Linked DNA regions of Homo sapiens: region 1 is linked to region 2. Evidence: chromatin loops called from intact Hi-C (ENCODE). Cell type or tissue: GM12878. All regions are shown on one strand.

What was found. A loop is a pair of places that touch in the nucleus more often than their neighbours do. Peaks named below come from ENCODE experiments on the same cell type or tissue, not always from the same donor. Only the 100,000 strongest peaks of a DNase experiment are listed, where the experiment ranks them.
Region 1: a loop joins it to region 2, with 2.2 times the contacts of the local background. A loop is called at or near these places in 2 of 110 quality-filtered maps.

What each region holds. Positions count from the first base shown.
Region 1 is chr4:146,345,147-146,350,146 of GRCh38, reverse strand. The region is part of intron 5 of SLC10A7 (solute carrier family 10 member 7); the gene reads left to right. Among named protein-coding and RNA genes, the nearest start is that of MIR7849, 61 kb to the left of the region's middle. RefSeq lists enhancers at 22-81, 92-141. In GM12878, no CTCF peak of the experiment used is centred here; no DNase peak of the experiment used is centred here.
Region 2 is chr4:146,448,332-146,453,331 of GRCh38, reverse strand. The region is part of intron 4 of SLC10A7 (solute carrier family 10 member 7); the gene reads left to right. Among named protein-coding and RNA genes, the nearest start is that of MIR7849, 42 kb to the right of the region's middle. RefSeq lists an enhancer at 2,455-2,504. In GM12878, no CTCF peak of the experiment used is centred here; a DNase peak (open chromatin) is centred at 2,517; H3K4me3 peaks cover 932 bases; H3K27ac peaks cover 1,213 bases.

The DNA of each region.
Region 1 (5,000 bases), 100 kb after region 2:
TGGCACTCCCTAGTGAGATGAACCCGGTACCTCAGATGGAAATGCAGAAATCACCCGTCTTCTGCGTCGCTCACGCTGGGAGCTGTAGACGGGAGCTGTTCCTATTCGGCCATCTTGGCTCCTCCCCCTATATATATATTTTTTTTTAATTTCAACTTTTATTTTAGATTTGTGGGGGTACATGTACAGGACTGTTACTAGGGTATATGAAATAATGCTGAGGTTTGGGATATGAATGATCTCATTACCCAGATAGTGAGCATAGTACCCAGTAGGTTTTCAACCCTTGCCTCCCTTCCTTCATCCCTGCTCTATTAGTCCCCAGTGTCTATTGTTGCCATTTTTATGTCCATGAGAACCCAATATCTAGGTTCCGCTTGTAAGTGAGAATGTGCATTAATTTGCTTAGGATAATGGCCTCCAGCTGCATCCATGTTGCTGCAAAGAACATGATTTTGTTCTTTTTATGGCTGCATAGTATTCTATAGTATATAAGTACCACATTTTCTTTATCTAATCCACTGTTGATGAACACCTAGATTGATTCCATGTCTTTACTATTGTGAATAGTGGTGCAGTGAACATGCTTGTGCATGTGTCTTCTTAGTAGAACAATTTATTTTCTTTTGGATGTATGCCCAGTAATGGGATTGGCTGAGTTGAATGGTAGTTCTGCTTTAAGTTCTCTGAGAAGTCTCCAAACTGCTTCCCACAGTGGCTGAAATAATTTACATTCCCACCAACAGTGTACCAGTGTTCCCTTTTCCCTGCAGCTTTACCATCAACTGTTGTTTTTTACTTTAATAATAGCCATTCTGACTGGTGTGAGATGGTGTCTCATTGTGGTTTTGATTTGCATTTCTTTGATAATTGTTGATGTTGAGCATTTTTTTTCATGTATTTTTTGGCTGCTTGTATGTCTTCTTTTGAGAAGTGTCTGTTTAATGGACTATAGTAGTAACAAGTAGTTAATTTGGTAGGTTGTGGGTCTAATTGTAATGTGTTTAAATATGCTGGAATTGTTTACACTAAAACCAGCAAAAATCATTTGAAAAATAAGAGCTGAGAAAACATATTTCAGCATTCATTGGGGTCTGTTTTGCTAAATTACACTCTCAGTGAATGATCAGCAAATTATGCCCATTTTAAATCTAAGAAATAAGGGAATTGATTTGGTTCTCATCTGTTTCAGGCATTTCCTAATGTCTCAGCATTGATTTTTAAATATGCTTTCAATTTTATAGAATTTGGTTGACTAATATGGCACGGGATCTAACCTGTATAGTAATGACAAAGTGCGACTGTTACACACTCTTTAAAGTAATAGAAAATTATTATATCTTTGGCTATCTCACAATATTTACATGTCAAGTAAATTATTTTATAAAAATCAGGCATTAAAAATTCTACCCAGAAAGTGTTGAACAATGAAGATATACATTCAAGAATGTGTGGTTCAGGAAAATTTACATAAATTTAAATGATACGTTTTTATGTACTGTAGTTTTCTCCAGAAGAAATCTGTATGCTTTCTGAAAACATGACTCTTAGATGTTTAAAAGCTTGTCAAATACCCTACAGGAAAGGTAATAAAGTCATTTTACTTAAAGCAAATCATTTTTTCAAATTTCCTCAAGCACATTTATGTAGGTACTGAGAGAGAACAGGAGTTCTTTTACACGTTTTAAATACACAGCACACCAGCTGCTACCCCAGCTATCCACTAGAGAAAGGGAGAATAACTAAATTTCTGTAGCAATGTGTAAAACTAAATTTATTGAAATCCCAGTGAAAGCTTTTGCTGTGTTTGGTATAATAGGGAAAATTCCATAAGATATCTTAGATTGCATTTTCTTCATGTTAATCTTTATAGTCCTTGTGCTCCCAGGTCAGTTTGTAAACATACTTCATTCATTTAGAATGAAAACTCTCACCTCAGAAGCCAACGAGGTTTGGTAATTACAGAACATTTTATTTCAAATAACGTGACTACTCCTTGTTGTAAACACTGGATCCATTGAATTTGGTTCAGAGAGGTTAGAGCTTGGTGACCCCCATTAGTTATTTTTCCTGGAATATATAAGAAATGAATTTGTATTCTAAAGTGTGTGGTTTTGATGTGCTGATGTCAGCCTTTCTTGTGTCTATATCCAATGCTTTCTCTTAGTTATATTTCTGGTTTCAAGTGCTTTTTTAAAATTTATTTTTCATTTATTATAAGAAGCCAATGTATGTATTGAGGATTACTCATATTTTCTTTCATTTTCTTCCTCTTTTCACCTATCCTGTGTTTTCTAAAAGTAGATAGAATCAAGTGTTTTTGTTCCTCTTAAGAAATCCCTGACAGGCCCATGACACTGGCTACTGCTGTAGCTGTACATTTCTATACATAATTGATGACTTGGGGCTAAGCAGACAGCACCAGTACACAAACAATATAGATTACTATACAGTGAGGGTTTTTAGTCTTTGAATTTTCCATTTTTGCATAGAAATAACTCCTTGCTAAGTAAGAAAAATTTCAGAAGGAATAAGTTCACTATAGTAATACATATTCTTCAGAGAACAAAGCATTTGCCAGCCATAGAAGATTTGGACAGTCTTAAGATTCTAACTTTACAATCCTGTCCTCCACTCCAGCCATGTCTCAACTTAGCAGCACTGGTAACATTCGGTTTTGCTGACATTTTGGTTACTAGTAAAATTTTTAAAAAACAAAGTTTTAGCACTGAGGAAAGTTAAATTTCCAAAGAGCACTTTTTGAGGTATTTCATAATCTCATTGCCCTTTCTGTGTCTTTGATTTCCTGGAAGATGAGAAGGCTGGTAGATATAACTGGTTATCTTTTCATGAAGCTTCTGTGAGAGATTGGTGCCATGGGAATGGTGTTTATTATGTCCCATTCACTATGCCCTGCCTTTCTTTTCCTCTAAGCACCACGAACACACTTCCTTGTCTACAGGCCTTTCACACATGCTGTTCTGACCCCCACCATTCCCTAAACCATTTTTAGGTGCCTTCCACCTCTACCCTTCTCTGGGCCATTCTTACTGATCATTTGGGTCTTAGTTTAGATGTTACATCTTTTGAAACCCCTCGCTCAGTTGGGTGAGGTAAGCAGCCTTTCCTTAACCCCATTATCTGGCCTTTACCTTTTTAGTTTGCTGCAACTAGACCGTAAGATCTTTTAGGATAGAGACCAGGCCACCTTTATCTTTGTTTCCCCCCTCCTCTTGGGTATGCCTATCATAGAGTAGGTATCCAAAAATTATTTGTTGAATGAAATCACAAAGATCCTAATAATATAAAATTGACTTGAAACATAAAAATAATGATATGGCTTGCTAGGTTTTAGATGATAAATTGTTCGAATTTATAGGTTTCCTGGATCTTTGTTTTTCATATTGTGATATATTCTTAAGCATGCTGTGATAATAGAAAAAATAGATTACAATTATGTTACACATTTAAATACTCATGAAACTGTTTTGTAATTTCAAATGACCAACTTAATAGAAATAAAATTAGTTGAAAAATAAATATAGCTGAAAAGTTATAATTGAAATTAAACCGAGTTGAAAAGGGAGACATGTATCTATGTAATTCTGAAACTTAAGGCTCATAGCTTTATTTTGATTCACTTTCTTTTTCAAAAATAGAATTTCTCAGAAGATCAAAGGTTTTCTGAATCCTAACATGTACTATCTAGTTCTAGATATCCAGAAGAGGACATTGTTTTTGTCATTGTTTCTTGGGCTGCCCTCATACCTTCAGAAAATACATTACACATATTGCACATATATGTATTTTTCTGTTATAACCAATGAAACATAAAAAGCTACCAAAGCTCTCACATGAAACTGCTGTTTGTTGTTTTTTGTTGTTGTTGTTTTCTTAATACTAGTTAATTTCAGAACTTATTCCACACAGTTCCCCAATAGAGTTGGTCATCAGTTTGTACCTTAGCTTCCTAGTTTATAAATCAGTCATTGATTTCTATGAGGAATAATTTTGAATTCCAACCTTATAAATGGAGATTGGGCCCATAAATGCTTTTTCATCCATAAGACAACTGAACTACAGTATAGAGTTGTGGGTGCTAAAATCAAACTGTTGGAGTCCAAATCCTGACCTCAAAAATTACAGCTTGACCTTGGGCAAATTAGCTAACCTCTGTGTGCATTGGTTTCTTCATCTGTAAATGGGGATGATAATTGTGCTTATCTATTGGCTTCTTTTCAAAATTATGTCACACTTGCAAAGTGCAAGAACAGTATCTAGGAGGAATGCTTAATAAATAATACCTATTATTCATGTATTTATTCATTCAAAAATATTAAATGGGCCCCTATTATGTCCCAAGCATTTCACTAGGTATGGGAAATACAAGATAGAGTAAAAATAAGCATGGTCCCTTTCCTCATAAAGCTTATAGCCTAGTGAAGGAGACGCAGGCATTAATGAAATAATCACACAAATAAATGTAAAATTACAACTGTGATGCATGCCATAAAGCAGATCTATAGTGCCATAAGAGTGCATATTTAGGGGGAATCTATAATGGCAGAAAGACTTCCTTGATAACTGAAGGAAGCTGATGTCTGCAGGTTGAAAGTGAATATAGCCCGGTCAAGGAATAGACCAAGGGCCCTGTGGCTAGCGTATAGAGAGCCAGGTGGAGAATGGAAAAAGATGGAAATGTAGGCAGGAGCAGATAATACAGAATGTTGTAGACCACAGTTATAATATTCGTCCTTAAAGACCAGTGGGAAACTAATGAAGGATTGCATTTCAATGTGGAAACTGTGTTGTAGTCTCCCAGAGCATAAGAGGTAAGAGAAGGTAGAGAAAAATGACCCCTTCCTAGATGTAGCATTGGTCTCAGGCTAAATTTAGAAACGAGCATTTGCCATTGCACTCTTGACTCCCTCTCTGTTCCTTCTACCTGGGTCATTCCACCTGAGCCTGTGGTTCCCACGTCACTGTTTATCCCTCTGCAT
Region 2 (5,000 bases):
TTAAAACACTCTTGCACAAAAGCAACTTAATTTTCTTAAGAGGAGAGGACACCTGATTCAATTTAGCACCCAGAAAACAGTAACTTGAATATATTTTTTTCCTTACCTGAATTGAGATGAATAGTTACAAACAAGGATAGCAACCCCCTATTCACCTCAAGATTTAGAATATTAAATAATTTTTTCCACTGGTGTCAAGAAATGAACCTGTAGAAATAGGCAAGAAATGTAGCTTGCTCCTCATGTCAAACATTCACTCTTAACTTGAAGATTGTATATTTATATATATATATATACACACACACACATTGTATATATCTATAAATCTATATCTGTATATAGTATACATACTTCTGTTAATTCCTGTAATATTTTAAAACAAAGAATTAAAATTAATCTTTCTTTAAATTGGTGAATGCTTTGCAGCAGTATTAAGTCTTCATTTAGCTTTCTTTGTTGAGAGAAAATATTCAGTAATGGTTTAAGTAATATTCAGTAATTTAAGTAATGGTACTTAAAAAATACAATGATATATATAAAAATGGTATCACATTAAAAGTGCCCTCTTAATATTGAGCGTAGTGTATAAATCCGCATTTTGATTGATATCCTGAATATGTTTACTTTTCTGTGGTATGTTGTAGTAATACTTAAATATGACATAGAAATGTAGAATTCAAATTTTTCTTGTAATGAGGGCTCTTCAGTGAAAATAGTGGTAATTAAGTAGTCAATAGTAAAACTAGCAACTAAGTTGCATAAGAGAAAGTCAATCATAATTGGCTTTGAAAGAAGCAATAAATATTTCTTATTTTTTTGACTTTTTATAGCACTTTAGAAAGTGCCTTACAGATAGAATGAAAATGTTTTGTGTTTTCATATTTAATTGAAGATCAAGTATTGGAATTCAGTCTTTGATGTTTTAGTCTTCATGTGTTTTTAAAACTGAATCTATGCTTAGGGAGAAAATAAATATTAAGGCTGTTTCTCCTTCCTGCGAATCAAAGCCTGATGGGATATAAATTCACATAGTTGAAGAACTTTTCTAGGGTAAGGCAATTTAGCTTTGACCTCCAACAATTGTGGCCAATAGTCAGTTTTCTCTTCCTTATTTTCAATGATGTCATATGCAATAGGAACAAGAGATTATACTAAATAAGATTTAATGTGCCTACTCAAGCTCATATTTTAGAGGAAATAGTTTTTTATTTATCTGATCTGCCGGAGTAGTCCTTTATTATTTTTTCCTTGTTTAGGAACATGGTGGTGTCAGGCTTCAAGTACCAGAAAATTAGACTAAAAGTGGCTTTAGCAAGGAGGGACTTATTTTTCTCATATACCAAGATGCCTGGAGGTAGAGGCTGCTGGCGTTTATTCTGCGGCTCAGTGACATTAGAGTGGCTATCTCTCCAGTGCTCTTATGGATGCAAGATAGCTTTTGCTGCTCTCGGCAGGAAGAAGTGTCAGTACCAGAAACTAACCTCCCTCCCTAAGCCCCCACCATCAAGCATATATCACTTTTTATCTCATTGGCCAGAACTTTGCTGCATGGAAATCCCTAGCTTTTCTTTTGTCTTATCTTAAGGTGTGTAACTTCTATCTAAGGTGTGTAACTTCTATACCTAATTTGTTGAGAATTTTTATCATGAAGAGATGTCGAATTTTATGAAATGCATTTTCTGCATCTATTGAGGTAATCATGTGGTTTTTGTCCCTCATTCTATTGATGTGGTGTGCCACATGTATTGATTTGCATGTGTTGAACCATCCTTGCATCCCTAGGATAAATCCCAGTTGATCATGGTGTACTATTGTTTTGATGTGCTGTTGGATTCCATTTGCTAGGATGTTGTTGAGGATTTTTGCATCTGTGTTCATCAGGGATATTAGCCTGTAGTTTTCTTTTTGTGTTGTGTCCTTGTCTGGTTTGGTATCAGGGTAATGCTGACCTCATAGAATGAATTAGGAAGGATTCCTTCCTCTTCAGTTTTTTTTTGGGTAGTTTGAGAAGAATTGGTAATAGTTCTTTAAAAGTGTGGTAGAATTCAGCAGTGAAGCCAGCTGGTCCTGGTTTTTTTTTGTTTTTTTTTTTTTTTTTTTGGTGGGAGACTTCTGATTCAGCCTTGTTACTCGCTGTTGGTCTGTTCGGGTTTTCTATTTTAGCTTCTCCTTTTTTATATGTACTTTTTCTGTCTTGCTTAAAAAACTGCTTTTCTTTCTGAGGGCATAAAGATAGTTTCATATTTTCTTCTAAAAGTGTTAAAGTTTTGCCTTCCACATCTAGATCTTTAATCTGTCTGGTTTTTTTTTTCTTTAGTATATTGTAAAAAATCCAGTTGCTTCCCTTTTCCTCGCTGCTTTTATGATACTCTTGTCATACAGCTTTCTCACATTGTTTAAAATTTTTTATTGTTAACATTTCTTCAGTGGAGGTTGTGTTATCTGGTAATCCACTCTGTTCTGGGTTATTGAAGTGACCCCAAAGAGAAGTTTCACTTTTGCTTCTTTCAAGGACTTAGAAGTTCCACTGCCCCTTCATCTGTTTTGTCATTTCTTTCTTTAAATAAATTGTTAGTTTGAAATTCATGAGTCATGTAGGTAGTGTAAATTCAGTCCTTACACCCACCTTTGATACAGACCTTATACTACTTTCTTAAATTTGTAAGTAGAGTTTTCCAGTTGCTTTTACACAGTGCTGGCAGTCCTTCTAGCCTTCCACTCTGCTTTCTGCAGATGTCTCATTTCCAGTTCTCCACCCTTTGCAGGCCAAAGCCTGTGCTTCTCATTTCTTCATGGGCATGAGTGCAGCATCAACTCATATGCTTTACTACTCTGGCTTTGACTAATTTCTATATGTTTAATGCAATTGTCCCATGGTATCTGTGGGGTATTGGTTCTAGGACTCTCCAGGAACACCAAAATCTACAGATGTTCAAGTCCCTGATATACAATGACATTTATATATATAAATGCACATCTTCCTGTATACTTTGTCTTCTCTAGATTACATAGAATACCTAACATATGATGTAAATGCTGTGTAAGAAGTTGTACACTGGATTGCTTAGGGAATAACAACAAGAAAAAAAGTATGTACACATTCAGTACAGATGCAACCATCTTTTTTCTTCTTTTTTGAATATAGTATTTTTGATCTGTGGTTGGTTGAATCCACAGATGCAGAACCCACAGATACAGAGGGCTAACTACCTGTTTTTTGTTTGTTTGTTTGTTTTAGCTCAGCTATATATTTAAAAGGTAGTGTTGTTATTATAATATTTTTATTGAATGGTGTGAATGTAAGGATTATATACCTGAAATGCCTTCTCCCATATTTCTGTTCCCCATTCCCACCCCTCCTTTGATGACATCTCTGTCAATCTCATGGTTTTCTGGTCACTTTTGATTACAAAAATAGTCATATCTTTGGTAATTAGGATTAATTTCTAGCTATTAAATAACCCAGGGCATTCTAGTTTGAAACTTTAAATTCCCTTCTTTCCCAAGTGAGGCCAAACCTACGTTTTTAAAACATAGGAAGTTATACTTTTAATTAATGAATATATAAACATGATAAGAATTTAAAAATAGGGCCCATGGAGAAGAGGGCATGGTCTGTTTCACTGTTTTTGTTGTTGTTGTTGTGGTGGTGGTGGTGGTGGTGGTTTGTGTTTTTATTTTTTTAAAGCTTCTCACCTTTTCTACTTCCAACCACTTCAGAGGAGAAATGAATGAGAGAGAACAGGATGGGGTCTTAGCTTATCGATACTGTCACACTGTGGCCCTCAATGCCCTCTGTCATAGCAGGGGTCTACACGCTATCTCTTTTTGCTGGACAGGTTAGGGGAGAGGGTTGTTCAGAATACACTTCCAACCCCTGCTCCTCTTGTTCCTTCAGCCTCTTGTTGGTGGAGTCTCTTCTTGGGTGTGGTCTCTCAAACTGAATTAAGTTCAGTGGCATCTTCTTGGCTCATTTGGAATTGGCAGACCCATGCCTCATCACAGAATTTAGATATACTTTGTCCAACTGCTTACTGTCTCTCCTTGCCCTACCATTGTGGTCTGTTCTAGGCAGCCCCTCACCTTTGCTGTTTCTAGTCAGGAAGCAAGTATTTATTTCTGGTTCACTTATATACCCTCCCTATCCCTGTCACCCAGTGGGAAATGCACTGGGTGAGAATGTTCCTAAGAACTCTTACAGGGTGTATCCGATGCTCCTGTGGTGGCCCAGTGTGGAATTTGTCCTCTCACTAAACATCCAGCATGGAACAGAGATGCTATTCTAATTTCTTTGCTGTTTGTTCTAGCACAGTTTCTTCATTTGTAGATATCACCCTCTACCCCAACTTGAGAGGTGTGGTGAACAGAGCAGCTTTCTCCTGTAGAGAAGGAGGAAAACAATTTCATTTTATCAATCTCCTCTGGAATTTCTGGTCTTCACCTATACAGCCTGCATGTGAAGTGGTCCCTGACCCACTTTTGGTGTCTTTTTTATAAATACCAAGGTATGTGTCTGGCATCTTACTTTTGAATGCAGGATTCTTCTCCCAAGTTTGGTATTCTCCTAAGGGTATTCTCCTAGGCTTGAAACATCATTAGAAATTCTGAGATAACCATAAATATCCCGTTTTTACATTTTGGTAAACATTTCTATGTATTTTGACTAAGAATCAGGTACTCAAAAGCACAAGCTAGAAGTTTAATACATTAACTTGCCATAAATTATTCATACTCAATGTAAATAATGGATTTTACCTTTTTTTTATTTAGTAACCTCATAAGGGAAGGAAAAAGAGGGGTGTTGGACCAGCATTATGAAAATTTTTGATATAATGTCATAAGAGAAGACTTGGGTAGGAGTCAGCAGTGTACATATATTTGAAATGCATTTATAAAAGGGATGAGACATATTTATGTAACTCCAGAGCACAGAACATGGTCCAGTGCATGGCAGTTATGAGAAGTTATAGATTTCAGGCTTATGGTAGGCTTAAGGTAGA